Linked DNA regions of Homo sapiens: all the other regions are linked to region 3. Evidence: read pairs that join two places in POLR2A ChIA-PET (ENCODE). Cell type or tissue: CD4-positive, alpha-beta T cell. All regions are shown on one strand. Region 1 overlaps ZNF213-AS1 (ZNF213 antisense RNA 1). Region 2 holds the start of TRR-CCG1-3 (tRNA-Arg (anticodon CCG) 1-3). Region 3 holds the start of ZNF263 (zinc finger protein 263). Region 4 holds the start of LOC105371059 (a long non-coding RNA gene). Region 5 overlaps NAA60 (N-alpha-acetyltransferase 60, NatF catalytic subunit). Region 6 holds the start of CLUAP1 (clusterin associated protein 1). Region 7 holds the start of TRK-CTT3-1 (tRNA-Lys (anticodon CTT) 3-1).

What was found. Peaks named below come from ENCODE experiments on the same cell type or tissue, not always from the same donor. Only the 100,000 strongest peaks of a DNase experiment are listed, where the experiment ranks them.
Region 1: POLR2A ChIA-PET joins it to region 3 with 10 read pairs; 13 of 35 experiments call an interaction of 5 or more read pairs at or near these places.
Region 2: POLR2A ChIA-PET joins it to region 3 with 13 read pairs; 19 of 35 experiments call an interaction of 5 or more read pairs at or near these places.
Region 4: POLR2A ChIA-PET joins it to region 3 with 29 read pairs; 12 of 35 experiments call an interaction of 5 or more read pairs at or near these places.
Region 5: POLR2A ChIA-PET joins it to region 3 with 18 read pairs; 22 of 35 experiments call an interaction of 5 or more read pairs at or near these places.
Region 6: POLR2A ChIA-PET joins it to region 3 with 14 read pairs; 12 of 35 experiments call an interaction of 5 or more read pairs at or near these places.
Region 7: POLR2A ChIA-PET joins it to region 3 with 14 read pairs; 19 of 35 experiments call an interaction of 5 or more read pairs at or near these places.

The regions. Positions count from the first base shown.
Region 1 is chr16:3,127,916-3,131,915 of GRCh38, forward strand. ZNF213-AS1 (ZNF213 antisense RNA 1) reads right to left here. Exons shown (of 6, transcript NR_110900.1): 4 at 1,546-1,738; 5 at 1,333-1,395. Among named protein-coding and RNA genes, the nearest start is that of ZNF213-AS1, 5.0 kb to the right of the region's middle. RefSeq lists enhancers at 1-327, 1,465-1,684 and silencers at 1,524-1,781, 1,533-1,827. In CD4-positive, alpha-beta T cell, a CTCF peak has its summit at 1,798 (motif pointing left); a DNase peak (open chromatin) is centred at 1,766; H3K4me3 peaks cover 1,268 bases; H3K27ac peaks cover 608 bases.
Region 2 is chr16:3,148,364-3,152,363 of GRCh38, forward strand. It overlaps TRR-CCG1-3 (tRNA-Arg (anticodon CCG) 1-3), which reads left to right and starts at 2,311; the gene lies at 2,311-2,383. It also overlaps the pseudogene CASP16P. RefSeq lists an enhancer at 1,384-1,433 and a silencer at 2,034-2,383. In CD4-positive, alpha-beta T cell, no CTCF peak of the experiment used is centred here; DNase peaks (open chromatin) are centred at 1,498, 2,228, 3,158, 3,788 and 1 weaker place; H3K4me3 peaks cover 2,734 bases; H3K27ac peaks cover 820 bases.
Region 3 is chr16:3,281,055-3,285,054 of GRCh38, forward strand. It overlaps ZNF263 (zinc finger protein 263), which reads left to right and starts at 2,437. Exons shown (of 6, transcript NM_005741.5): 1 at 2,437-3,151. The coding sequence starts at 2,765. RefSeq lists enhancers at 1,410-1,915, 2,026-2,215, 2,926-3,429 and a silencer at 2,586-2,745. In CD4-positive, alpha-beta T cell, no CTCF peak of the experiment used is centred here; DNase peaks (open chromatin) are centred at 1,857 and 2,377; H3K4me3 peaks cover 2,706 bases; H3K27ac peaks cover 1,712 bases.
Region 4 is chr16:3,363,251-3,367,250 of GRCh38, forward strand. LOC105371059 (a long non-coding RNA gene) reads left to right here and starts at 1,865. Exons shown (of 4, transcript XR_007064949.1): 1 at 1,865-1,932. RefSeq lists enhancers at 1,038-2,237, 1,932-2,001. In CD4-positive, alpha-beta T cell, no CTCF peak of the experiment used is centred here; DNase peaks (open chromatin) are centred at 1,821 and 2,711; H3K4me3 peaks cover 1,403 bases; H3K27ac peaks cover 1,222 bases.
Region 5 is chr16:3,456,435-3,460,434 of GRCh38, forward strand. The region is part of intron 2 of NAA60 (N-alpha-acetyltransferase 60, NatF catalytic subunit); the gene reads left to right. Among named protein-coding and RNA genes, the nearest start is that of NAA60, 15 kb to the left of the region's middle. RefSeq lists a silencer at 1,213-1,962 and enhancers at 1,283-1,452, 3,791-3,960, 3,897-4,000. In CD4-positive, alpha-beta T cell, a CTCF peak has its summit at 1,665 (motif pointing left); DNase peaks (open chromatin) are centred at 1,587, 2,737 and 3,197; H3K4me3 peaks cover 2,615 bases; H3K27ac peaks cover 2,041 bases.
Region 6 is chr16:3,499,011-3,503,010 of GRCh38, forward strand. It overlaps CLUAP1 (clusterin associated protein 1), which reads left to right and starts at 1,994. Exons shown (of 12, transcript NM_015041.3): 1 at 1,994-2,079. The coding sequence starts at 2,058. RefSeq lists enhancers at 1,679-1,728, 1,849-2,228, 2,736-3,253, 3,254-3,770. In CD4-positive, alpha-beta T cell, a CTCF peak has its summit at 1,872 (motif pointing left); DNase peaks (open chromatin) are centred at 1,201 and 1,871; H3K4me3 peaks cover 2,139 bases; H3K27ac peaks cover 905 bases.
Region 7 is chr16:3,157,046-3,161,045 of GRCh38, forward strand. TRK-CTT3-1 (tRNA-Lys (anticodon CTT) 3-1) reads right to left here and starts at 432; the gene lies at 360-432. TRP-TGG3-3 (tRNA-Pro (anticodon TGG) 3-3) reads left to right here and starts at 1,877; the gene lies at 1,877-1,948. RefSeq lists silencers at 350-399, 1,420-1,639, 1,770-1,909. In CD4-positive, alpha-beta T cell, no CTCF peak of the experiment used is centred here; DNase peaks (open chromatin) are centred at 676, 1,766 and 2,886; H3K4me3 peaks cover 2,971 bases; H3K27ac peaks cover 1,180 bases.

The sequences.
Region 1 (4,000 bases), 150 kb before region 3:
GGGCTTCTCAAGAAGAGATTAACGTTTGAATTGGCTGAGTGAGTAAAGCAGACGGCCCTCACCACGGGTGGGCATCATCCATCCGTATGGAATTAAACAGAACAGCAAGGCAGAGGAAGGCTGAATTCTCTCTGTGCCTGAGTACTTGAGACCTGGGTACTGGGACATTGATCTCCTGGTCTTGTGCTCCTGATTCTCAGGCCTTGAGTCTTGAATTGGAATCTACACCATTGGCCTTTGGCTCTCAGGCCTTAAAATTACAAAACTGTTAGGAGGCGGAGGCAGGCGGATAGCTTGAGCCCAGGGGAGTTCGAGATCAGCCTAGGACATACAGGGAGAGGCCATCTCTATATAAAAATATATATATAGAACAAATTAGCTGGGTATGGTGGTGTCCACCTGTAGTCCCAGCTGTTCAGGAGGCTGAGATGGGAAGCTTGCTTGAGCTGGGGAAGTCAAGGCTGCAGTGAGCTGTGATTGTGCCACTGCAGTCCAGCCTGGGCAACAGAGGGAGACCCCATCTGAAAAAAAAATGCTGCACCACTGACCTTGGGTCTCCAGCTTGCAGATAGCAGATTGTGGGGCTTCTCGACTGCCATAATCATGTGAGGCAATACCTTAGTGTGTGTGTGTTTATATATATACATATACACACACATAAAAGCTCTCTCTCTCTCTCTCTATATATATATATATACACACACATACACATGTATATATAGATTCTGTTATTCTGTTTCTGGAGAACCCTAATACATATCCTATTTCTCATTGTCAAGGAGCTCAGTCTGCACTCAAGCCCAAATACCCAAATCCGTCCCCATATCCCTTCTTTGTGCATCTATCTCTTGAGACCACTCCTTGTACTAATTTTGTATCAAGCAAGGTCCAATCAGGAGAAGGGAAGCACACAGTAATTTGAACTGGGAAAATTTAATATATAGAATTAAGCTATAAAGGGCTTAGACTGGGCGCTCTGGCTAACGTCTGTAATCCCAGCACTTTGGGAGGCTGAGACAGGTGGATCACCTGAGGTCGAGAGTTTGAGACCAACCTGACCAACATGGAGAAACCCCGTCACTACTAAAAATACAAAATTAGCTGGGCGTGGTGGCACATGCCTGTAATCCCACCTACTTGTGAGGCTGAGGCAGGAGAATCACTTGAACTCAGGAGGCGGAGGTTGCAGTGAGCCACTGCACTGCCTGGGCAACAGAGCGAGACTCCGTCTCAAAAAAAAACAAAAAACAAAAAGGCATTTTCAAGAGGTTGGCTGGTAAGAAGTAAAGAGAACTCTGATTCTCTGGTCACAGCACATAGCAGCAGCCATACCTTCTGGCCTGAGTTCCAGCACTCAAGCAAGAGGTTTCCTGGTCCCTGGGCTTAGATCCAGACCTTGAAGAGGGCACAACGGCAGTTTCACTGAATGGCAGAGAAGTGGCTGTGGTACCACATGGGCAGAATTTGCTGGAAATCCATCCTCAAGGGTAGAAAAAGCTGCTCACAGGGAAGTGTCTCATGAGAAACGCGCTGCTACAGAACTACCTGAAGAGGGTGGCAGAGAAAGCTGCTAGGTGCCGCTGGTTGAGGTTCACTGAGGCGGCGGCACTGGAGACGCTTTGCAGGCTGCGGGCGCCTGCTGTCACAGGAGCTGCCCATGCTGCAGGAGCTGGGTGCTGGCGAAGCCCTGTGTGCTGCAGAAGCCAGACTCGGAAGAAGTCACCCGTCATGCCGGAGCCTAGAGAGAACACACCAGAAGCAGGAAGGGAAACTCGTCTCCTGCAATGTCTCTCCAGCGCCCTCTACTGACAAAGCTTAAGATCATGCCAGCTGGTAAAGGAAAAACTAAAGGGCCAGAACCATTTCACAGAGCAGGCAACGCAGGAGCTGGGACGTAATCAATAACTAGCACAGGTTTATATTATGATTCGTCTGTAGCGGCCTGCCAAAGGTTCCATATAACATCCCTGCGGCAGGAACTGACACTTCAGGCCCCACCGAATCAGCTAGATAACGGCCCACATTGCAGAGCAGCCAATCAAAACCGGAACATATTTAGATCATTTGGTAAACGGGACACTCAAGCAGTCCTATAGGGAGGCCTATGTGGGGAGGAACTGAGGTCTCCTGCCAAGAGCCACGTGAGTCATCCGCCTTCTAAGTGGGTCCTCCAGTGCCAGAGGACTGGGGTCCTCGTTGGTGTGGTGTCTGCAGTATCATGAGAGATCTTGAGCCAGAACTGCCTAGCTTAGCAGCTCGCATATTTCTTTTTTTTTTTTTTTTTTGAGACGGAGTCTTGCTGCTGCCCAGGCTGAAGTGCAGTGCCATGATCTCAGCTCACTATAACCTCCACCTCCCAGGTTCACTTTACTTTCTTCATTATTTATAGACTATATTTTCTTTTTTGTGAGACGGAGTATTGCTCTGTCATCCAGACTGGAGTGCAGTGGCGTGTTCTCAGCTCACTGCAACCTCCGCATCCTGGGTTCACGCCATTCTCCTGCCTCAGCCTGCCGAGTAGCTGGGACAAGGTGCCTGCCACCACGTCCGGCTTATTTTTTGTATTTTTAGTAGAGCTGGGGTTTCACCGTGTTAGCCAGGATGGTTACAGGCGTGAGCCACCGCACCTGGCCACTTTAGACTGTATTTTCTAGCGAGAAAAAACAGTGGGCCGGTCCCGATGGCTCATGCCTGTAATCTTAACACTTTAGGAGACCAAGGCGGGTAGATCACTTGAGGTCAGGAGTTTGAGACCAGCTTGGGCAACATGGCAAAACCTCGTCTCTACTAAAAATACAAAAATTAGCCGGGCATGGTGGCACACACCTGTAATCACAGCTACTTGGGAGGCTGAGGCAGCAGAATTGCCTGTAATCCCAGCACTTTGGGAGGCCAAGGCGGGTGGATCATGAGGTCAGGAGTTTCAGACCAGCCTAGCGAACATGGTGAAACCCCATCTCTACTAAAAATACAAAAAATTAGCCAGATGTGGTGGTGTGCTCCTGTAATCCCAGTTACTTGGGAGGCTGAGGCAGGAGAACTGCTTCAATGTGGGAGGTGGAGGTTGCAGTGAGCCAAGATGGCGCCACTGCACTCCAGCCTGGGCTACAGAGCAAGACTCGGTCTCAAAAAATAAATAAATAAATAAACAAATAACCGGGCGCGGTGGCTCACGCCTGTAATCCCAGCACTTTGGGAGGCTGAAGCGGGCAGATCATGAGGTCAGGAGAGCGAGGCCATCCTGGTTAACACAGTGAAATCTCTACTAAAAATATAAAAAAGAGGCCGAGGCAGGTGGATCACGAGGTCAGGAGATAGAGACCATGCTGGCTAACATGGTGAAACCCCGTCTCTACTAAAAATACAAAAAATTAGCCGGGCATGGTGGTGGGCTCCTGTAGTCCCAGCTACTCGGGAGGCTGAGGCAAGAGAATGGCATGAACTCGGGAGGCGGAGTTTGCAGTGAGCTGAGATCGCGCCACTGCACTCCAGCCTGGGCAACAGAGCAAGACTCCATTTCAAAAAAAAAAAAAAAAAAATTAGCCAGCCGTGGTGGCAGGTGCCTGTAGTCCCAGCTACTCAGGAGGCTGAGGCAGGAGAATGGCATGAACTCGGGAGGCAGAGCTTGCAGTGAACCGAGATCGCGCCACTGGACTCCAGCCTGGGCGACAGAGCAAGACTCCATCTAAAGTAAGAAAGAAAAAGAACACGTGAAAAATTATCAGAAGGAACAAGAAAGTGCAATCCGGTAGTCAATTTCAATATAATTTTATGCAAATTTGCCATATACCAGCAATGCTCAATAGAAAATACAGTTCATGTGCCACTTACCAATGTATGGCCTCTCAGCCCAAACACATCCTTTTCGTTCTGCTTTGTGATACTGAGCTGGATCACATCTAAGCTTTGGGTGAGATCCAGTGTGATACCCAGCTGGACCCTGTATACAGTTCCTTGCTAGCCAGCTTGATGTTGTTCTTCGCTAATACAGGGCGATGGA
Region 2 (4,000 bases), 130 kb before region 3:
AGCAGACATCCTGACGGTCTACTCAGCCGCAGAGGGTAAGGAGATGGGTCATCGGGAGCCTGTGGTTACACAGGGCCCAGCTTCCTGGCCTAAGATCTGGAGTAGCCTTAGGGGCAGCTAGGGCTTAGGGTTGGGGCACAGAGATGCCAGCCCAGCTGTGGTCCAGCCATGTTCCCTACATGGGTTAGGATGTGTAGTAACAGCAGTGATGGTGAGTGCTGTGAGGCGCAGCTGTGCCAACCACTGTGTGTGCAGGTTTCCTCTAGGCTGTGAGTTCCACGAGGCCAGGGTAGACCTGCCTGCCCCAAGGCCCTGCTCAGTGTCTGGCACATAGTAGGTGCACAGTAAATGTTTGTTCAGTAGTGAATCTCTCCATAGGCTCACCTCTGCAAATACCTAGCAACAACTTGTTCCAGATGCAAGAAGTCCCTGCTCCCTGCCCTGTTCTCTTGCCTGATTCCTGGGTCCTGCCTCCTTGTACCCCACTTTCCACCAACAATAGGACCCCTGGGATTGGAAGGCAGAGGGTTGGGGCCTTGGTCTGATGCTCTGGCCCTGATCCCCTGACCTAGGCTATGTGGCCTATCGCGATGACAAGGGCTCAGACTTTATCCAGACACTGGTGGAGGTCCTCAGAGCCAACCCCGGGAGAGACCTTCTGGAGCTGCTGACTGAGGTGTGTTGGGGGGTTCCAGGGTGACAAGTGGCAAGGAGCTGGGTTTGCCCTTCTCCCCAGCCCTGGTATTCTGATCACCTCCTATGAACTCCATTGGCGAAGGAGGGATCCTCTGCCCTCAATACTACAAGATAACCAAACGCAGGATGGCCGACGCTGCACAGATGCCATCCACTGCAGTTCTTAGTCACACGTACTGCAGTCGGGTGGGGAGGAGGACACTGCATGTCATGCGGGGCCACCTGGGCTTGTGCTCAGAGCAGGGTGAACCTGCAGGGCCAGTGGGAAGCTGGCTTTGTAGTGACAAGAGAGTGAGATGCCCCCTGGTTCCCACGGGCAGATGTGGTTGGTTGGTTTGAATATTTCCAAGGCCTGTCAGGGGGCTGAAGTCCATTAGGGTGACGACCAGGTGGGGTGCAGCTGGTCTGCTGAGAGGGGACCTAGGGGGTGGGAGCCTGTCCTGCTGGGTGGGGACATGTCTGGCCAGAGCAGAGGAATTCACCGTTAGGCCTCTGGAGCTCTGCGAGCCTCAAAGATGTCCAGGCAGTCCTTGAAATTTTAGGCCTTGCAATGTACCAAGCCAGGGGCTCTCCCCTGGGGCAGGCTGAGCCCCGGAGGGCTGTAACCCCGGGCGCAGGCTGGGTGTGGTCCTCAGGTCAACAGGCGGGTGTGCGAGCAGGAGGTGCTGGGCCCCGACTGCGATGAACTCCGCAAGGCCTGCCTGGAGATCCGCAGCTCGCTCCGGCGCCGGCTCTGCCTCCAGGCCTGAGGGTGCGGCGGCCACGGGGGCGCTGCTGAGACGGTGGCCAGATCCCAGCGCCATTCTTGCCTCCATCCACCCCCCATCCCCCCGGTTTCCTCATCTGAGAGCGAGGCGTGGCAGCGTGGGGGTGGCCGTGCAATAAATATCTGCCGTGAACAGTGCCTGTTCTCAAGGACGTGTGAAATAAGTGAGATAATGTGTGTAAAGCGCCTGGCACTGCATATGGACGCAATAGTGTCCATGGGAACCGAGTTGGGGCCTGTGCCCAGCTTCCGGGACTTAGGAACCCAACATGGGCTGGACTGGGCTGGGCTGGGTTGGCAGTTCGGTTATGGGAGCGTCCAGGGGGAGAGGGGTCCCAGGAAGAGGACGCATATCCCTCTCCCAGACATGTCCCTGTGTATGCGCGCCCCACCTCCACCCCGCGCTGGGCCATAGAAACTCAGGAGACACGGCCTCCGCTTTCCAGGCGGCCAGAATAAAGTCTGGGGCCAAAAGCCTCTGAAACACACCTTTGCAGGTTCACCGTGATGGAGCAAGCACAGGGGCTGGGCAAGCAGCTTGCAGCCCCTGACCCAAAGCGGCGGGAGGCACATGGGGGAAAGCGCTCCCAAACGGCGTCTCGGAGGGGCCTGCTGCGGGGAGGGTGGGGTAGGGCGGGCTCGCCAGGGCTCGAACTCACAGTCCCGGGCCCGCGGCGGCGGTTTCCACCCAGCAGCCTCAGCGGCCCGGCGCGGTGGCCCAGCTCGGAGTCCCGCCCACCGGGAGCCTCGGAAGGACCGGCCTCCCCTCACTCTAAGCATGCGCGTTAAAGCGACAGCATAGGCTATAGAAAGCTTTATGAGAATAGCTGGGAGCCATACAGCCGCAGGGCCGCGTGGCCTAATGGATAAGGCGTCTGATTCCGGATCAGAAGATTGAGGGTTCGAGTCCCTTCGTGGTCGTTGCCATGTTAACGTTTTCTTCCAGCTCCACTTAAAATTTCTTCACCTGGGACTGCACCCTGGGCGACTACGACACTCGAACTGAGTGCGCCGGTCGCTCTCCCCTCACCCCCGTAGGAACACTGGGACCTCGCCCTGCGCCTCCAGTCGCGAAGCTAAGGACCCAGGGCCAGAATAGCAGCGAGGGCGACTTAGAGAACGCCGGCAGGGCCCTGGCGGACTGCGGAGCTTGAAGCCAGAGAACGCAGGTCCTGGGATCTGGTAGGGGATTGACTTCACAAATTAACGTTCAGGTGATGGAAACCGTGACAGACGCGGGGCTGGGATTGCTTGCTGTGAGGAGTTGCCCCAAGGGATCAAAGGACACCTGTAGTTTTTTGTTTTTGTTTTTGTTTTTTTTTTGAGACGGAGTTTCGCTCTTGTTGCCTAGGCTGGAGTGCAATGTCTTGATCTCCGCTCACTGCAACCTCCGCCTCCCGGGTTCAAACGATTCTCCTGCCTCAGCCTTCCGAGTAGCTGGGATTACAGGCATGCGCCACCAGGCCCGGCTAATTTTTGTATTTTTAGTAGGGTGGGGGGGTGGGCGGGGGTGGGTTCTCCATGTTGGCCAGGCTGGTCTCGAACTCCCGACCTCAGGTGATCGTCCAGCCTCGGTCTCCCAAAGTGCTGGGCTTACAGGCGTGAGCCACCGCGCCCGGCGACATGTGTAGTTTAATTGATTATTGTGATGAAAAACTTTGTATCAACTGATCATGGGGTAACAAAGTAAAAAAGAAAACGATTATAGTGGTGATGAGCCGGGCGCGGTGGCTCACGCCTCTAATCCCAGCACTTTGGGAGGTCGAGGCGGGCGAATCATGAGGTCGGGAGTTCCAGACCAGCCTGACTCACATGGTAAAACCCCGTTTCTACTAAAAATACAAAAATTAGCGGGACGTGGTGGCGCGCGCCTGTACTCCCAGCTACTCAGGAGGCTGAGGCAGGAGAATCGCTTGAACCCGGGAGGCCGGAGGCTGCAGTGAGCCAAGATCGCGCCACTGCACTCCAGCCTGGGCGACAGAGCGAGACTCCGTCTCAAAATAGAAAATAAATAAAATAAAATAAAATAAAATAAAATAAAATAAAATAAAATAAAATAAAATAAAATTCAAAGAGTATCTCCAGGATTGAGTTAATATTTCGCCGAGGGGAAAAAAAATGTCTACCAGCGGAACCCGAGTTTAGTCCGGGTGCCGAGCAGCGCCTCTTGGGGTATCCTTCCACGGGGTGGGGTATCCTTCCACGGGGTGAAGGCTGCGGAGAGTCGCAGCTGCAGGCATGGCCTCCGGTCGGCGGACGCTGGTGACCTGGCGTCGTGCAGGGTGTCACTTTCTCCTTTAATTTTTTTTGATGTTTCAGTGGTTTACGAAGGTATTTGTTTTTGGTAGAGACGGGGCGCTCACTATTTTGCCCATGATGGTCTCGAACTCCTGGACTGAAGCGTTTACTAGGTATTAAAGGAAAAGAACGTCATTAAAATACAGATTTTTTAAAAAAGGAAAATAACACACGTGTTGGGGCAGGAAAGTAAACACCCAACGTGGCGATCCTGAGATTAACACCTAGCCAGCTGGGGAT
Region 3 (4,000 bases):
GTAGCTGGAAATACGGGCGTGCGCCACCATGCCCGGCTAATTTTTTTGTATTTTTAGTAGAGACGAGGTTTCACCGTGTTAACCAGGAGATGATCTCGATCTCCTGACCTCGTGATCCGCCTATCTTGGCTTCCCAAAGTGCTGGGATTACAGGCGTGAGCCAGCGCACCTAGCCTAAATTCATCTACTTTTAAGTACCTATAAATAGCATAAAATCAAAAGGACCTTAGATAGAAAATGATTAATCCCTCATTCTCCCTATCTCAAGGTATGTGTAGTTCTGCAAACATTCCCATGCCACAGATTCTGCAATAATAATCTGAGTGGCTTTTCTTTTTTGAGATAAGGCACACATTCAGGAACTTGCTGTGCATGCGTAACAGCTACTATTTATCGGATTCATACTATGTGCCAGGTACTGTTCTAAGCATCCTGTGTAGCTCCGCTCATTTCATCCTAACCCAGTGATATGAGGTGAGGTGCGTATAGTAGTCCCTCAAAACAAATGAGGAAACTGAAGTTTGGGGTTTAGTGAGATTACATAAGTTGCCTGAGATTACATAGTAAATGTCAGAGAAAAGTGGTTTTGAGGCTAGAGTCTTCTGCAATTGGTTATGAGTCTAGAATCTATGTCTCTTGAAATAGGAATGTCCAATGATCGTGCCATTGCACTTCAGCCTGGGCGACAGAGCAAGACCCTATCTCAAAAACAAAAGAACAGGAATGCCTAAAACCACCAGAATGGTCCTAGGGAGCAAACAAGGCTTTCCAAACTGGACCTTGAGTGCTATGGGGTCGCTGGCTCTGCATCTGCCACGACAGCCTGTGGATCTGTCATCTTCCCTGGAATAAAATTTTTAAAAAAGGCCAGGCGTGGTGGCTCACGCCTGTAATCCCAGCACAGTGGGAGGCTAAGGCGGGCAGATCACTCGAGGTGAGGAATTTGAGACCAGCCTGGCCAACATGGTGAAACCCCGTCTCTACTAAAAATACAAAAATTAGCCGGGCGTGGTGGTGGGCGCTTGTAATCCCGGCTACTCAGGAGGCTGAGGCAGGAGAATCGCTTGAACCCGGGAGGGGGAGGTTTCAGTGAGCCGAGACTGCGCCATTGCACTCCAGCCTGGGCAACAAGAGCGAAACTCCGTCTCGGAAAAAAAAAAAAAAGAAAAAAACTAAAATATCAGTACTCTTTTCACTTAGTCATCACAAACCCCTTTAATCCCATATTACCCTCTACTATCATGGTAGCCTCACCTTTGACGACAGACTAGCTGTGTGACCCAAGTAAATGACTTCAGTGCCACCACCTGTAGGAAGGGGCTGCTAATAGCATCTGCTTCATACTAACGTGTTTTCAGGATCGATCTGCATATAAACGCTCAATACACGGTAACTGATTGTCACATTCTATCCCAGGACGCTTCCATTTGCGGATCTCATGGCCCGGAGGACCTGGGCCGCCTCACAACTGGGCAGCCCCGCTCACCGACACAAAGCCCACAACCGCGCCCAATAGGGAATCGGCCCTGCGGCCCTCCTGCCACTCGCCCCCAACTATCACAGTCCACGGCGGAGCTGGAGGCAGATCCCGCCCTTGCAGGGCTGGGTAAGAGACTGAAACTTGGAGAATGAACTGCAGGCGCTGCACATCTCGGGCAGATTTAAAATTCGGTCTAAAATCGGAAGCAGGTGCCGCGAACCCAGACCCGAGCGCTCCTCTGGGACGTCCAGCCGCAGAAGCGAGCCCAAAGCCCAGCAGGGTTCTCCGCGGGACTCGGGGTTTCAGAACCGCCGGGCTCTTGGGCGCTCGCCCAGGGCGCACGCGCAGTCGCGAGGCCGCGCCGCGGACTGCATCTCCCAGCAGGCCCCGCGCAGCAGGCCACGCGGCGCCACTGACTGGGCGGGCGGCTAGCTCCCTGGCCTCCCCGACATGCCGAGGAGCCCCTGGCTTCCGGAGCCGACGAGGCCGCAGGGGCCAATGGGACCATCTTCAGCCAGCCCAGAGTAGCCGAAGCGGGTGGGGCCTGGCTTGGGAAAGGATTCATCCGGGGAAGCTGATTAACAATTCAGATTTCCGGGTCTCACCCCGACACTGACGCACTGGAGAGCGCGTGGCCCTGGGATCTGCGTTTTCCCAAGCGCTCCGGAGTAATTCTAACCCAGGTTGCCCGCCAGTCACAACGACCTCAGGCTTGTTTTCTTCGCTTGGATCCAGCTGCCCTGCCCCCAGTCACTCCCAGAATTTCAGGGCGCGCCCCGTGGCCCCGCCTCTCGTCTCCAATTGGTCCCTCGCTCATCCAGTCCCCGTAGGCCAATCTTCCCTTCTCATTGGTAGGCGGTGAGTGTGTGGAGAAACCTGACCTAATGGGCGCTGGAGTTCGCAAAACGTGACCCGGAAATTGGTCACGAGCAGGCGCCGTGGGCTTGTGGACGCCTAACTTGCGCGCTGAGATTTCCGGCGTGGGAGCAGAGGTCTGAGTCTTGCGTGGGTCCTCTATATAGGGTGAGAAGCGTGGCGCTCGGTTCCTGCCTCGGGGAAGTCCTGGCGCAGATGGGCCACGGGGCCGGCGTGGCGGCGCCTGGGACCGACTGAGGCCTAGGCGCCGGAGCCGGCCGCGCCTGGGCTGGAGCGGGGCTCCTCGGCCTGGACTGGGAGCCCCCGGCCCCGGGCTCCTGCTGGCGCCGTCCAACCTTACATGGGTTCAGGGCGCCTTCGTAGGCGGGCACGGCTGGTTTCGGGCTAAGGCGCTCTGGAGACCTGACGATGGCGTCGGGCCCGGGCTCCCAGGAACGGGAAGGGCTCCTGATAGTGAAGCTGGAGGAGGACTGCGCCTGGAGCCAGGAGCTGCCCCCACCTGACCCAGGACCGAGCCCCGAGGCCTCCCACTTGCGCTTCAGACGGTTCCGCTTCCAAGAGGCAGCTGGTCCCCGGGAAGCCCTCAGCCGGCTCCAAGAGCTTTGCCATGGGTGGCTTCGGCCTGAGATGCGCACGAAGGAGCAGATCTTGGAGCTGCTGGTGTTAGAGCAGTTCCTGACCATCCTGCCCCAGGAGATCCAGAGCAGGGTGCAGGAGCTGCATCCGGAGAGCGGCGAAGAAGCGGTGACCCTTGTGGAGGATATGCAGAGAGAGCTTGGGAGACTGAGACAACAGGTGAGAGAGAGAGAGAGCTGTTTTATCTGTGGTTTGTTTAGCCCTGAGCACTGGGACATTGCGCCCCCGGTCGAATTCAAGTAAATTGCCCTGAGTAGACCTTACGTGGGGAAGAGGACTTGTGATTTAACCTGGAACACTCATCCTCCAGATTTTCCCCCAAATGAACGAAAGCAGTGAAGAGTGCCCTGTTTCCACGCGGAGGCGGTGTCCCTGCAACAGTTAGTGTTAGCCATGGAGTTAGATCGCCAGCGTTCAAATCCTCAATCTGCTAGTACTAGCTTTGTTACTTTGGCAAGTTACTTGATCTCTTTCGGCCTGTTTTCCTATTCGTAAAATGAGGATATTAACATACTTTCTAGGGCTTAGAGGGAGAGCAGCATGTAAAGTTGTGAACACTACTAGCTTATGAGTGCTTAGTACTTGTTACCTGTTGTTATGTTAGGGTCCACGGTCTGGTCTTCTCTGCAAAGCTGGGCCTCCGTTAATTGTGAACTTTGAAAGATAATTTGGCACCGAGGCCCTGAGGTCATTGGTCCCCAGGGCTACCCCAATTTAGCCTATCCTATAGTGAGGAATAGAAGCACCTAGAAAAGGTGGGGAGAGCAAAAGGGAGTGAGGTGTATCTTAAGAGCTGTGTGGGGAAGGTGTGCTCTGGGAGTGGGCCCTTTCCCTAACCCCTCCCCCTGCACATGGGATCAAAAAAGCCTTTAGTGTAAACCATTTTTCTGTTACCTGGGCCCAAAGGGATCGCCTGAGGTTCTCTGTTGAAGGTTTGCTCTCAGTATCCTATACTAATTTCCCTTCCTCTTGGGCCCTGTTGTGATGATGAGTGATGTGGGTTGGTTC
Region 4 (4,000 bases), 82 kb after region 3:
GGTTATTCTTAATCAAAGATGGCATACTTTTCTTAGAAGTGTCATCAACCTATTTCACATCCCACTCCCTGTATTTATATCCTGATGAGGTACTACTCCTTTGTGCTACCAGGGCCTTCATAAATGATGGATGAATGAAGGGGGGCAAGACTGAAGGCAGAAAGACTACATAGAAGCCTTAGTATGATCCTCCACTCTTCTTTCTCTCACACTCCACATCTCAATCTAGTAGCTCCCTCTTCAAAATATACCCAGAATACCCAATCCGGAATCACACACACGTGAAAATTAGAAAAGTATTTGTATGTCCACCAAAAGAGGAATGGTCGATTATATATATTGTGGTGGGGGGAGGTGGGGAGCAGCATGGAAAAACATTTTAAAAAGAATATGCATGGTGGTACATGCCTAAATGCAGCTTTAAAAAATTATATATATATATAAACGAAAAGAAAAAAACAAAAATTATATATATAAATGGAAAAAACCGACAAGAATTAGTAAATGTAAAAAAAATTATATATTAAGAACCAGAAAGATATACACACTAGTAATGTTACTAGTGGAGGGTGTCCAGGTTCTTGGCGTTTGGAACGAAGAACTGGACAAAACACACAAACAAGGCAAGGAAAAAAATGAAGCAACAAAAGCACAGATTTATTGAAAACAAAAGTACACTCCACAAGGTGGCAGCCCGCAGAGCATAGGGGCTCAACAGGCATGTGCCAGAATTTTTCTGGGGTTTAAACACCCTCTACAGGTTTCCTATTGGTCACTTGGTGTACACCCTATGTAAATGAAGTAGTGGCCCGTAATCGGCCCTAGGTTCCCTTAGGTTGCTTTGTGCAACCAGAGGCTGAAGTGAAGTTACAAAGGTTACACGCTATGCAAGCATCTGATACTTTCAAATTTTTGTCTGCCACGCAGAAGAGGTGATGGAGTTTGTAAAGGGAGTAGCCTCCAGTCCTTTCAGTGGGTCCTTTCCTTACTTAGGTGGGGAAAGGGAAAGTTGGGGTTTTCCTTTTGATTTAGTTCTAGGAAGTCAGCGTGAATCAGTTAGGTTTCCTGCCTCCAGACCCTATTCCTCTGCCTCAGTAACAGTTATTTTCTCTAGGGAGGGAGTGTAATTTCAGAGGCAAAGTATGAATATATTTTGTTAATCATTTGTATTTATTTATTATTTATTTATTTTGAGACAATCTCGCTCAGCCGCCCAGGCTGGAGTGCAGTGGCAATTACCTCTCACTGCAGCATCGAACTCCTGGACTCAAGTGATCCTCCCGCCTCGGCCTCCCAAAATGCTGGGATTACTGGCGTGGAGACTTCAGTTTTAAGTGAGAACGTTTTGCAGTACTTACTTAATATTAAGAAATAAAAACAACTTAGAGTGGGGGGAAAAAAAGCCACTGGATTAGATACGAGTTCTAGTCAACGAAAGTCACTTAAACTCTGTTTTGGCTTCCTCGTCTGGAAGATGAAAATGGTAATATAACTGACTGAGTAGGGTTGCTGTAAGTATGAGTTAGTGTGTAAATGTTTACAATTACGCAGGGCACACAGCAAGCGCCACGTTTTCTATCAGGGCTACTCTCACCTAACGCGTAAAACAGGATGGCATGCCCAGCGGGATCCGGGCCCTGGGTTCTCAGGCATTGTGATTGGTCTCAGCATATGACGCAAGGCGGGCTTCATTAATGAAATTGCTGTCAATTAGCGAAGGGCGGAAACCAGGCGAAGAGGGCGGTCCTTTAGAACCACACTCGCGCGACTGGCTCCTCTCTTTACAGGCTTAGCTACTGCGCATGCCTCTGGCCCTCTTGAGGTCCCGGCGTGCCCCGCAACAGCTTCCGGCGTGCTCCGCAACAGCTTCCGGCGTGACGCAGTAGAAAAGGTGGCGTGGCTGGCGATTCGTGTTCGTGAGGGCCTTTTCTGGTGAGGCGGGGCTTAAGGGTTGTGGCTCTGCTCTCTGTCCTGAGACTTTCAGATTGCACTCTGGGTTCCTGGACGCAAAAACTCGGAGTGGCTGCGTGATGCAGAGTGAACTGGGTCCTCTGGGGACGCGTGGGGAACGTGGCAGTCCGGAGTGCCGGCTTTGTTGCCCTTCGGAGCTCCAGTCCGTTCAGGTTCCCCAGTGAGGCCTCCTTTGAAGGGCTGGGTGCCTTTTGCCCTTCACGCTAAGAAAACACTCGTTTCCTAAAGCTCGATTGCGCCCTTGTGCTGAGCGGTGGGGACACGAAGACAGCACAGAAACGCTGTTTACTTTCAGCGAGCCCCCAGACTGTTGGAGTGGATAAACCCACCAGAAACAAATTACAGCGTTAGGCGGGTTAAGATGGAGCACCCTGAGAGGTTACAGACAGGACCGGAGAGTTCAGAGGATTAGGATGCTTCAAGAAGATGGGGGTAGTGGCGTCATCAATCCTCATCCTGGGGTTTTTGTCTTTGATGGTGCACTCCTTGAGGACATGAAATTTTTCTTCCACATTTCCGATACCTAGGCTCAGGTGCCCTTCCATGGTTGGGAGGGATAGAGACCAGCTGTCTCTCGTGTTTATTATCTATGGAAAGGATGAATTAGGTCTTGGGGACTTCAGGAGGGAAAATTTTGGTGAGCAAAGGCACTAATATGTCCCTAGACCAGGGGTTCTCAACCAGCGCCCCCCTGCCAGAGCACAATTGACACTGTCTGGAGACAGTTTTGTTGTCACTACCGAGGGGTGCTACTGACGTCTAGTGGGTGGAGGCCAGGGATGCAGCTAAACATTCTACAAGGTCCACGGGGTTCCCACCCCACTCCCCATCCCCAAGAACTCAAAAAACGATCTGGCTCAAAATGTCAGTGTGCTGAGGTTCTGAAACCCTACCCTGGAATGACAGCGGAAATGGAGAGACAGCAGATGTTGGAGACATCTCAGCGGAAGACTAGTTTTGTCTCTTTTTTTCTTTTTTTGTTTTTTTGAGACCGTGTCTCGCTCTGTTGCCGAGGCTGGAGTGCAGTGGCGCAATCTCGGCTTCACTGCAAGCTCCGCCTCCCGGGTTCCCGTTATTCTCCCGCCTCAGCCTCCGGAGTAGCTGGGACTACAGGCGCCTGCCATCATACCCGACTAATTTTTTGTTTTTGTATTTTTAGTAGAGACAGGGCTTCACCATGTTAGCCAGGATGGTCTCGATCTCCTGACCTCGTGATTGGCCCGCCTCAGCCTCCCAAAGTGCTGAGATTACAGGCGTGGGCCACCTCGCCCGGCCTCATTTTGTGTTCTTTATAATGCTTAAGTATTTGATGCGCAGTTGGTTAATCAGGTCTGATGAGCCCAGTCTTCCTCTTATTTTTTTCACCCATTCATTTGCCAGATATCTGTTTAGCACTAAACACTATTCAAGATGCTAGAATTCAGCTTTGAGCTGAAAAACCTCACATTCTTGCGGGGGGTGACAGACGTTAAACTTACATGTCAAGTAGTAATATATGCTATGAAGTTCCTGCAAGTTGGGGTTTCTCTTACTACCATCAGGTACCATTTATTTACTTCCGAGTGCCAAGCACTGGACTAGATACTTTACTAATATTTCTACTCTTTTCCTGTGTCCTGCAAAGTGGGTATTATTTATTTATTATTTATTTTTTTTGAGAGGGAGTCTCGCTCTGTCCCCCAGGCTGAACTGCAGTGGCGCAATCTCGGCTCACTGCAACCTCGACTTCCTGGGTCCAAACGATTTTTCTGCCTCATTCTCCCGAGTAGCTGTGTTTACAGGCACCCGCCACCACGCCCTGGTAATCTTTTTTGTATTTTTAGTAAAGACGGGAGTTTCACCATGTTGGCCAGGCTGGTCTCGAACTCCTGACCTCAAATGATCCAGCCGCCTCGGCCTCCCAAAGTACTGGGATTACAGGTGTGAGCCACCGCGCCCAGCCCTGCAAGGTGGCTGTTATTATCTTCAGATGATAAAAAGCAGATCACAGGAGTTGAATAATTTGCCCCAAATCACTTAGTATGGAGTT
Region 5 (4,000 bases), 180 kb after region 3:
CAATTTCCTTTTTTTTTTTAACCCCATCTTTTATTTTGAAAATTTCAAACCTCCTCAATTTTTGAAAGAATAATGCGCTTCACCAGTTGTTAACAATTTAGCAATATTCTTTTAAGCACATGACACAGAAGTTGCCAACATTGTGCTCTCTCTTGTTCACTGGTGAAACTTTTGGCACATAGCCTGATCCTGCTGCAGGAGAGGCTGAGAAATAAAAGCCTAGCTTGACAGTGATCTGCCTGCTGAAGGGGGTGGGATTCTGTTACTACTAGATGATGATAAAGCAGTTATTTTTTAAAAGGAGAAGATGGCAGAGTAGGACAATGGATACTAGGGGACAGTTTGACACGCAGACTCAAATCTTTTTTTTTTTAGATGGAGTTTTGCTTTTGTCGCGCAGGCTGGAGTGCAGTGGCGCAATCTCGGCTCACTGCAGCCTCCACCTCCAGGGTTCAAACGATTCTCCTGCCTCAGCCTCCCAGGTAGGTGGGATTATGGGCACATGCCACCACGCCTGGCTAATTTTTTTGTATTTTTAGTAGAGACAGGGTTTCATCATGTTGGCCAGGCTGGTCTGGAACTCCTGACCTCAGGTGATCCACCCACCTCGGCCTCCGGAAGTGCTAGAATTATAGGCGTGAGCCACCACACCCAGCCAAGACTCGAATCTTATAACCAGTTCTCTTCAAATTGGATTCTGGAAAGCTCGGAGTTGAAATATACAGCCCAGGTTGGTCGTGGTGGCTCACGTCAGTAATCCCAGTATTTTAAGAGGCCCAGGCGGGCAGATCACTTGAGGCCAGGGGTTCAAGACCAGCCTGGGCAACATAATGACATTCCCATCCCTACAAAAAAACAAAAAACCCAAAAAACCTGTTTTTTAATTAGCCAGGCATGGTGGTTCACACCTGTAGTCTCGGCTACTTGGGAGACTGAGGCGGAGGCCAGGAGTTGGAGGCTGCAGTGAGCCGAGATTGCGCCCCAGGCTGGGAGACAGAGACCCTGTCTCAACAACAAAAACTTCGCGTTAGATCTTGCATTATAGAACCCCTACAACCGGAGGGCAGCTTAAGTTGCCTGTTTTACTCAGGGACAGCCCTAAACTGCCTTTCGCCAGAATCGGACGGCTGAGAATCCAGTGTCGTCGCGGGGTGGTGCTGCCAGCTGGCTCCGGGTGGTCGGCCAGGAGCCAGCCTTGTGCACCTGCTTTCAGTTGTTGGCCAGCCCCGGCGCTGCAGGCCCTCGCGAGCTTAGGATGCGCCTGCCAGGGCCTGTGCGGGGGGGCCACTCGGTAGAGCCGCGGGACCTCGGCCCGGAAACCGCGCCACCGGCGTCCGCACACGCTAGGCCGGGGAGCCCAGAGGTCTGGCCGGCCATGTCTCGGCGACCTCCCGGAGCGAGGGACAGGGAAGGAGCCGGCCCTCACCAGTGCCCCGCATACGGGATCCTGGGCCTGGCTTCGCACGGAGCCTGCCCGCTCCCAACCTGCCCGCTCCCAACATGGCGGCAGCGCCGGCCTCAGGGGGCGGGGCCACGTGGGGGCGGCGGCCAATGGGCTTCCGGGCTGCGCTGCCGGCAGGGAGCGGGAGGCGGAAGTGCCGCGGGCTGCCGCCTCCGTCCCGGCTGCGGCCCCTGCCGGTTACATAACTCGTTGCGGGCTCCGCGCGGTCCCACTTCCCGGCTCCCTTCGCCTCCAGGATGCGCTGAGCCCTACAACACCCCCAGCGGCCGCCGGCTCCCCCACGAGGTGAGGTGGCGGGGGGCGGCCGCCGGGGCTCGGACCTGCGGCGGGGCGCCGAGGGGGCGGGGTAGGCGGGGAGGCCGCGCCGGGGTCAGGGGGGCCAGCGCCCACCGGGTACGAGCGCGCTGGTGAGGCAGGCCCGGCCGCGCCCGCGCCCCCGGCGCACGGTCCTCCCGGGAGCCGGTTTCGGGGACGGCGGCGGGGAGTGGGCGCTGGCCAGGGACGAGGGTTGAGGAGGTCGCGGCTCTCATGCTGGGTGGGAGTCGGGCCTTCTGCCTGGGGGTTGCGTCAGTGTCCGACCCCGCGATGAGTGGTCGGGACAATTTGCAACTAGAGGGTGGTCCTCATGGGTACCCTGTGGGGTGTCGCGCGAGGTGAAGGGCCAGGCCATTTCCGTCGGGTCAGCGATTTCCGCCTTCGCCCCGCTCTCGCCTGGCCTGGTCAGGGCCTGTTTTGGTACTTGTTGCGCCGATTGGAGTCATCTGCGACTTGTTTGCCCTCCTCTGAACTCCTGAAAGCCAGGGGCTCCGTCTAGGTCTCCTCCTAGTCTTATTCTCCCAGCTTTCGTTGTTAAGACAAATTCCTTACGTTCCTGGCCCTTTACAGACCGGCCCTACAGAACCCACACCCCCAGCTCCGACTTTCTTCTCCAGATTGGGTACTTCCCAGGGAGTAAAGGGAATCTGTAGCTTTTGTGGTTTGTCCTGCTGGGAAAATTTGGGGGTAAGTGGTGGGCCTTCTCTGGACGACCACCCACAAATCTGTGTGCCCAAACGGAGACAGGACCCAGGGTCTGGACATCAGGCAAGGGGTACTCTGCAGTAAACGTGGACATTGGCCGTTTCGTGGGTTTGTTTTCACTCTGCCAAGTCCTTGAGGCGTACACTTTTGTGTCACTCATTTATCTTGAAAGAAAAGGTTAACAGCCCAACAGAGTAGTTCGCTTTGGTATCTGGAGTGGTAATCAGAGTGCCAGAACTGGAGAGAACATTGCCGTGTACAGATGTTTGCCTTTTACCAGGGCACTGAAGGCATAAAACCCTTAGTTAATGCTTAACTGAGTGAACCATGAAAGTCATGTGACTCCAAAGGTCGACTCTAGAAATGCGGCAGTCCATGTAGCACTGTGATGTAGAAATTCTATGATATATGGGTCAGTGTTCACAGGCAGGGAGAGGGGGAGTCTTCAACATCTTTGAATTAAAAAGCATCTGGGGCAAAAACAAATAAATACACACATATCAGTGAACTGCTTTAAGTTCAGTTAGAGAAGGTGAGATTAAAGACCAGAAGAAACTCGAGGGAGACTGCTGTATAAGTCCCAGTTATCTTTCCAAACAGACAGGTTCATCACAGCAGTGAAGGCTAGTCTTCATCTCCCTTCTTGTGGGATTTTCTACATTAATGTGCAGATCTGCCCTTGGAGAATGGGGCGTGCATGATTGGGCTGTGGTTTGCTGGAGTTTCATCTTACTGAAGTTGCAGACACTGTGGGTTTCTGTGACAATGGTTTACACTGAAAGTAGCAAAGTCAAGGCATGGTCTGGTATCAGCATGCCAGAATAAAACACACAGACAGCTTTTTAAAAGGTCTGTGTCCGTCCTATCTTTAGCCTCTCCTGGTTGTAACTTGAAGTGACTTTGTTGCCGTGTTTGTTTTGACCAGGCCGGGACAGTATGGAGAGTATCTTTAGATGTGACTTATCTGGGTTGCTTAGCAACAGCATGCTTCAGATTAGAATGGAAGAAAGTTCCTGGATGTGAGGAGATTTGAATGATAAAAGATACTTACACCTAAAAGGAGACCAGGAGGGATTGTGCCCTGTTCTTGCTAACTGGGTGCTCGTAACTGGAGACGGGGTGTACCTGTTAGCGGTGGTTAGACGAGGTGGATACAGAATCCAGAATGGTCACATTGCAGCCATAGGGAACAGATAGATGCAGAGAAGAGGCTTCAGCCCTCTGAGTTAGGGCAGTGCATGGCCTTGCTCTGCTGAAATAGCCCAGAGGTCCCATTTGCTTGGTGACATCTCTCACTTGAATAGAAAGCTGGCTGTTTATCAGACACTGTTTTCTTAAATGGCAGCTCCTCCACATCTGCGTCATCTCCATTATCTCCCCTATCCATCTCTTTTTGGAAGGAATCCACGAAGCCCTCATGACTGTTTGTTTGTTTTTGTTTTTTTGTTGTCGTTGTTGTTTTTTGGAGATAGGTTCTCACTCTGTCGCCCAGGCTAGAATGCAGTGGCGTAATCTCGG
Region 6 (4,000 bases), 220 kb after region 3:
GGATGTTCAACCCAATTTTGAAATGGGCAAAGAAAATGAATAGACATTTTTCCAATGGAAATATACAAATGGTCATCAAACACGTAAAAAGATGTTCAACATCTTTAATCATCAGGGAAATGCAGGCCGCGTGCGGTGACTCACGCCAACATGGCGAAACTCCGTCTCTACCCAAAATACAAAAATTAGCTGGGCGCGGTGGCGCGCGTCTGTAATCCCAGCTCCTCCGGAGGCTGAGGCAGGAAAATCGCTTGAACCCTGGAGGCGGAGGTTTCAGTGAGCCGAGATTGTGCCACTGCACTCCAGCCTGGGCAACAAGAGCAAGAGTCCATCTCAAAAAAAAAAGTTCAAGTTGATCAACATCCTTTCAAGCCCTTGGCATTGTCAAGAGTTTTTTGTTGTTTTAGCCATTTTATCTAGATTTAATTTTTAGGTTTTTAACGTGTTACCTGATATTTTAGCCAGTTTAATAACTTCATAGTGATATCTCATTGTGGTTTTAATATGCACTTCTCTAATAATAGCCTTGATCATCTCTTCATTTGCATATTAGCCATCCATATATCTTCTTTTGTGAAGTAGCTTTTAAAATGTTTTCTCCATTCTCTAATTAGACTGTTTCTCATTATTGAGTGTTGAGAGTTCTTGATACATTCTGGATACACGTCTCTTTATCAGATATGTGTTTTGTGCATATTTTCTTCTAGACTGTGGCTTATCTTTTGTTTTTCTTAATAACACGTGAAGCAACATTTATGGGAGGCCATTGTTTTGGAGCGAGCTCCTGCACAAGGTACCAACGGACCAGACCAAACCAGAATGGAATCGCTAGTGCAAGGTGCCACGTAATCAATGCGAACTTAGAGACAGGCCAGTCTGCCAAAACACAGAAGATTCACTGCAACCAACAAAAGGGGCCCTGTCCACCTAGGCTGGCATAAGGAAGCCCCCTCTGCTTTAACCCAAAGAAATGCATCTGAAATAACCTGATGCCAACCAATCGCTTTGTGCACTACGCTGTTTCCTTGTTCCTGCTCAAGCTACCTTACAAAACCCGGCTGCTGTGCCACGCCTGGCGGGGCATCTCCCCATTTCACACGTGGAGGCCGCCCCTTCCTGCCGTCTCCTCGCGCCCCCATGCAGAGGCTAGGGCTGCCGGGACCCGCGCGGCGCGAGCGGCTCAGGGCCCCTTTCCGGCCTGTTGTGCAGCCCGAGCCGTCTGCGCGTGCGCGAGACCGAGGCCTGGCCTGCCTCTGGGCGCCCACAGTGATCCCGTCCTCCGCTCGGCAACCAGATTCCGACGAGGAGCGCGCTGTGCCTCGGACGGGGGAAGGCGGGCTTCCTGAGTATAGTGCATTTTTTTTTTTTTTTTTTTTTTGAGACAGAGTCTCGCTCTGTCGCCAGGCCGAAGGGCAGTGGCGCGATCTCGGCTCACTGCAACCTCTGCCTGCCGGGTTCAAGTAATTCTTCTGCCTCAGCCTCCCGAGTAGCTGGGATTACAGGTGTGCGCCACCACGCTTGGCAAATTTTTGTATTTTTTGGTAGAGACGGGGTTTCGCCATGTTGGCCAGGCTGGTCTCGAACTCCTGACCTCAAGTGATCCGCCCGCCTCGGCATCCCAAAGTGCTGGGATTGTAGGCGTGAGCCCCCGCGCCCAGCCAAGCATCGTGCATTCTTTATAGAAATGAGGGGGAAATAAGCAATATGGAAAGCGCCTAGCGCAATATCAAGCACGTAGTAGGTACTCAGAACCTGTCACCCAGCGCGAAACGTCCGCAAAGCGTGTAAACAGACGCCCAGAAGCTGGGAAGCTTGCAGCCCTCATAGACGCCGGTATCGCCACGCCCTCTGCCCTCGGCGTCTCAGGAGCGCTCTCTGCCGGCCCGCTCTCCCCGTGCGTATGCACGTGCCGCCGCGTCTTCGCTTCGCTTTTTGTTTGTCCCTGACCGTGCGCCGTCCAAGGGTCCATTGGTTGCCATAGAGATCGTCGAGCGCTGGGCCTGTGATCGCTGAGGGGCGAGCAGTTGCGACCCTGGGCTCCTGGGGACCTGAGCGTTATGTCTTTCCGCGACCTCCGCAGTAAGGCAGCCCCGCGCCCCTGTGACCTGCGGGTCTTCCAGAGATTCAGGGCTCCCGCCCGCCGGGTCCCCTGTGTAGGCGATCCCTGAGGCTTGCGCTGCCGGAGGCTCCTTTCGGGCCTCTGCGCCTCAGGGACCGCCTGACCCGCGGCTGCAACCCGGCCGAGCGTCCCAGGCCCTTCTTCGGCCATTTCTAGCGAGGATGGAAAGTTCTCTATCTGCCACTGGCCGCGTGTGGCTCAGAACGCTTGAAATGTGGCTAGTGCAGATGAATAACTGAATTTTTAAGTGTAATTTATTTCTGTTTGTGTAGCTGCATGCCGCTCTTCGCTACCGTATTGGAAAATGCATGGAGAGTTTAGAGACTATTTTTTGAGTTGGGTTAGCTTAGCGCTTAGAAAACCGAACAGCAGGCCGGGCGCGGTGGCTCACGCCCGTAAGCCCAACACTTTGGGAGGCCGAGGCGGGCGAATCACCTGAGGTCGGGAGTTCGAGACCAGCCTGACCAACATGGAGAAACCCCGTCTCTACTAAAATTACAAAATTAGCCGGGGGTGGTGGCGGGCGCCTGTAATCCCAGCTACTCGGGAGTCTGAAGCAGGAGAATCGCTTTGGAGGTTGCGGTGAGCCGAGATCGGGCCATTGCACTCCAGCCTAGGCAACAAGAGCGAAACAACATCTCAAAAAACAAAAAACAAACCAAAAAAAAAACAACCAGCAACGAAACCGAGGAGAGGAGGCTGGGTGATAATCATTGCGGCTAACATTTTTTGAGTTTTAACGATCTGCCAGGGCCCGCTCTGTGTTATGCGCATTTCATTTTAATCATCTGAACAACTCTGTGCCCCCTGTATTTGGTAGTGAGGAAACGGGCACAGAGAGGTCAGGTAACTTGGGCAGGTGATACAGGCGGTAGGAGGTGGCACTGGGGCTTGAATTCAGGTTGCCTGAACTCCAGACATCCTGAACTCCATCTGCATCCTTTCTGCAGGGCTGGTAAGGAGAAGGGAGCTCGAATTCCTTTGCTAAGAGGGTGGGGAAGTGGAAGAACGAGGCTAAGAGTGTTGGTTACGGCTGGGCGCAGTGGGTCACGCCTGTAATCCCAGCCCTTTGGAAGACCGAGGCAGGCGGATCACTTAATTTCAGGAGTTCTAGACTAGCCTAGCTAACATGGCGAAACCCTGCCGCTGCTAAAAATTCAAAAAATTAGCCGGGCATGGTGGCGCGCGTCTGTAGTCCCAGGTACTTGGGAAGCTGAGGCAGGAGAATTGCTTGATTCCGGGAGGCAGAGGTTGCAGTGAGCCAAGATGGCACCACTGCGCTCCACCCTGGCCGACAGAGTGAGACTGTCTTTAAAAAAAAAAAAAAAAAAGGAAAGGTAGATGATGATTGCCAATTTGGTGTGATCCGAGGGGTCTCTTAAAGCCAGTTTTCTCGTCCAATTGTTGGTGCCTGAAATTTTAGCATTAGAGATTACTCCTTTTGGTTATGAATTGCTCTTTTCTACAATGTAAAAATATCTAGGAAGACGCATTACCTTTTATCCATGCAGCCACTGAGCACCAGAGTGTGAATCCTGCCCTCTGGGGTTTGAAGGTTTTTGGTGGCCACACATCATGCAGGATGACTGTCTCCTCCCACATAGTTTTTAGAGAGGCCAGCACCCTGCCGGGGGACGTAGAATGGGGTTTTGTTGGGGAGCGCACACACGGAGATTTCGGAATATTTTGATCTTAAATTAATGCTCTGCAGTTGTGCAGTGTATGGTAAGGATCTTACTCAAATTAGTGTCTATTTTGACAATAACACCGCAGCATTAACAGAACTTGACTAGTACCTAGTGGTCAGGAGTATTTAGGCAGTGCCTTACTGTGTGAAGGAAAGGCTGCTGCTTTCTTTTCTGTTCTTTTTTTGAGACAGTC
Region 7 (4,000 bases), 120 kb before region 3:
GGGTTCAAGTGATTCTCCTGCCTCAGTCTCTGGAATAGCTGGGACTACAGGCGCACACCACCAAGCCTGGCGAAAATTTGTATTTTTTTTAAGGGCCGGGGGTCTCACCATGTTGCCTAGGCTGGTCTCAAACTCCTAGGGTCAAAGTGAGAGGATTATAGGCATGAACCACGACGCTCGGCCTCTTTTTTTTATGAAACAAGACAAAGGGGATCCTGAAGCCAGTTGGTTGGTGGAGCGTTTTGCGTTTGCCTGACCAACAATTCCCGATTTGCAAGGTATACGGAGTCACTTCCACGTTTTCTTATTTAGTTTACTTTCTTCCAAGTTGCAAGTCTAATCCATCCGACAAAATCTCACGCCCAACGTGGGGCTCGAACCCACGACCCTGAGATTAAGGGTCTCATGCTCTACCGACTGAGCTAGCCGGGCGGCTATGAGGAAAATGGTTTCCCACACCTCTGTTGGAGCTCTCCCGAACTTCCCTATTCTATATAAAATTGGTGGGGATGAGTCCTGGATCCGAGACATGAGACATGCTACATCCTGAGCGCTAGAGCCCTAAGCTCGGCGCGGACCGAGGACGCCGCCAGGCCCGTGCGGTCTGCCGTCCTTCGCGGGTGTGTGTCATATCCGCCGACCCTCGTGGGGGTGTATCCTGTCTGCCGACCCTCGTGGGCGTGTGTCCCGTCTGCCGTCCCTCGCGGGCGTGTGTCCCGTCTGCGGTCCCTTGTGGGGGTGTGTCCTGTCTGCCGACCCTCGTGGGGGTGTGTCCTGTCTGCCGTCCCTCGCGGGTGTGTGTCCTGTCCGCCGTCCCTCGCGGGTGTGTGTCCTCTCTGCTGTCCCTCGAGGGTGTGTGTTTCCTGTCTGCCGTCCCTTGCGGTGTGTGTCCCCTGTCTGCCGTCCCTCATGGGTGTGTGCGGCACCTGCAGCTCCCGGGAGCGGGAACGTCGGGGACAAGAGCTGAAGGGACGAAGGACACTGGAGATGGCCAGGGGGAAACTCGGCGTGACTCTCTCTTAGGGCTGTGTGAGGGTTTTCAAACCCTCATCCCTGTTTAGGGCCGGCAGCGAGGCCTCACCACAGGGACAAGCCCGGTAGACCTTTCTCCTCCTTAGGCTCCCAGTAAAATGCTGGGTCCCTTGCCAGTGGAAAACGGAAGAAAAGTTTGGAGCGTTTCTGGAGCCGCCCGTTTGGGAAGAAATGAACTCTGACCCCAGCTCCGGCCCGTGTATCGGAGGTCCCAGGGCTGCGAGGGTCGCCTGGGCAGAGCTCAGGCCAAGAAGGAGCTCGGCTGAGGACAGGAGCCCGGGGTCTGTGTGGGAGACGGGATCCCTTCCTAGGATGCCCGGGCTGGCCTGCTGGGAGGCGGCGGGGTCTCCTCCTCAGGGTCCTGCACTCGGGTTTCACATCGGGTGAAATTTCTGGGCTGGGGCTCAGCACGCGAGACCGCTGCCTCACGCGGGCCACACAGACCACCTCCCCGCGGGCCGCAGCCCCTGGTCACCGGCCCTCCTCTCGGTGCTGGGGCCGCCTGGAGCCGCTGGGAGCCGAGTGGCCCTCGGGGAGGCGGCGCCGCGGTGCCCAGGGTGCGGGGTCCGCCTCTGTGCGCCTGAGGGCGGGGGTCGTACAGGAGCTCTTCCCGGGGCTGGTCCCCGAGGCGCTGCACCTCCTACCAGCTTCCTGTGATCGAAACCGAAACCTCCACCTGCGCAACCCTCCCAGATGGGCTTGAGGTTGGGGTGTGGCCGGGACCCGGGCGGGGAGGGGTAGGGGTGGAGTGAAGGCGGGGTCTGGGGGGGTGCGCGTGGACGGGGAGAGTGGAACCGCGGGTGTGGACCTCCAAGTACAGACGTCAGAGAACGTTTGTCGTCCTGGCTCGTTGGTCTAGGGGTATGATTCTCGCTTTGGGTGCGAGAGGTCCCGGGTTCAAATCCCGGACGAGCCCGCTTTTTTTTTTTTTTCTGAACACCATCATTTTCTCGCGGTGAAGATTGAGGAGCTTCACGGAGTCTCGGCCGCAGGGAACTTGGTCTCTCCGTGGCAGCTGCAGGCGCCGGGGCCGATCCGACTTCCCGCTTCCGTCCGGCTTGCGGCCCCTCGCCTTGCCCGGCTACAGGAAGGACTCGCCTGCGCCTCCTGACTGGAGCCTTCCACCTGGGAGTTCTGAGTGCGCCTAAGGCCTGGCGCTGAGGCAGTGGACCCCAGATCCGGGACCCGAAAGGAGGGCAAACACCTCCACCGCCGCGTCTGCCTCTGCGGACGTGGCCCTAGATCCCGGGTGGCCATGGAACTTGGTCTGGGCGTGTAGTTTTCCTTTGAGTGGGTCGGTTCTAAGTTTAAATTTCCGACGAGCCCAGGGTTTCGAACTTCCTTCCTTTTTTCCTTCGTTTCTCTTTCTTTTCTTTTCTTTCTTTCTTTCTTTTTCTCTCTTTCTTTCTTTTTCTCTCTTTCTTTCTTTCTTTCTTTCTTTCTTTCTTTCTTTCTTTCTTTCTTTCTCTCTCTCTCTCTCTCTTTCTTTCTTTCTTTCTTTTTCTCTTTTATTTTCCTTTTTCTTCTTTTTTTGTTTTTTGTTTTTTTTGACAGTGTCTCCTTCTGTTGCCCAGGCTGGAGTGCTGGAGTGCAGTGGTGCGATCTCGGCTCACTGCAACCTCAACCTCCCAAACTCAAGGGATCCTCCCACCTCCACCTCCCAAGTAGCTGGGACTACAGGTGCTCACCACCACGCCAGGCTAAGTGTGTGTGTGTGTGTGTGTGTGTGTGTGTGTGTGTGTGTGTGTTTGTGTGTGTAAAACCGAGGTCTCGCTGTGTTCTGGAGGCTGGTCTCCAACTTGCACTCAAGCAATCTTCCTACCTCGGCCTCCCCTCACAAAGTGCTGCAATTACAGGCCAGAACCACCATGCTCAGCTGGTTCCTTTTCCTTCCAGGTCCTGAGGTCGCAGCGGCGCGTCCCTCCGGTACATGGCGGGGAAGAGGTGCGGTTCCGGGAGCCTGCGACGCCTCTGGGGAGTCCAAGCCCGGCTCCTAGCCCTTTGCCCGAGGACGGAGGAGGACCTGGGGGGCTTCCCCTAGCTGGTGGTCTCAGTTCTCCAGGGGCGGCGGAGACAGCAGGAAGCCCCAAAACCCGAGCTGGGTTTCCTGCTTGGAGTCGCAGGGTGTGGCAATGTTGAAGTTCGCCGTGCCCCTGCTCCCTATGGGAATTAGAATCCGGTCCAGGACAAGCATCGGGAAAGGGGGACAGTTTGTGACCGAGGAAACTAGGACTGATCCAGAACAGCGCAGGCAGAGACGCGCTGGGCTCATGAAGCGCGACAAAGGCCCCGACCCCTCTTCCGCTTGGCTCGTTGGTCTAGGGGTGTGGTTCTCGCTTAGGGACCACAGGGACAAGCCCGGGAGACCCAAGAGGTCCCGGGTTCAAATCCCGGACGAGCCCACACTTTAAGAACCCAGCAGGGGCTGGGCGCGGTCGCTCACGCCTGTAATCCCAGCACTTTGGGAGGCCGAAGCAGTGGATCACTTGAGGTCAGGAGTTCAAGACCAACCTGGGCAACACGGTGAAACCCCGTCTCTCTACTAAAAATACAAAAATTAGCTGGGCATGGTGGTGCACGCCTGTAGTCCCAGCTACTCAGGAGGCTGAGGCAGGGGAATCGCTTGAACCTGGGAGGCGAAGGTTGCAGTGAGCCGAGATTGTGCCACTGCGCTCCAGCCTGGGCGACAGAGCGAGACTCTGTCTCAAAAAAAAAAAAAAAAAAAAAAAGAACCCAGCAGTTTGGGAGGCCGAGGCGGGCGGATCACGAGGTCAGGAGATTGAGACCATCCTGGCTAACACGGTGAAACCCCGTCTCTACTAAAAATAAAAAAAATTAGCCGGGTGTGGTGGTGGGCGCCTGTAGTCCCAGCTACTCGCGAGGCTGAGGCAGGAGAATGACGTGAACCAGGGAGGCGGAGCTTGCAGTGAGCCGAGATCGCGCCACTGCACTCCAGCCTGGGCGACAG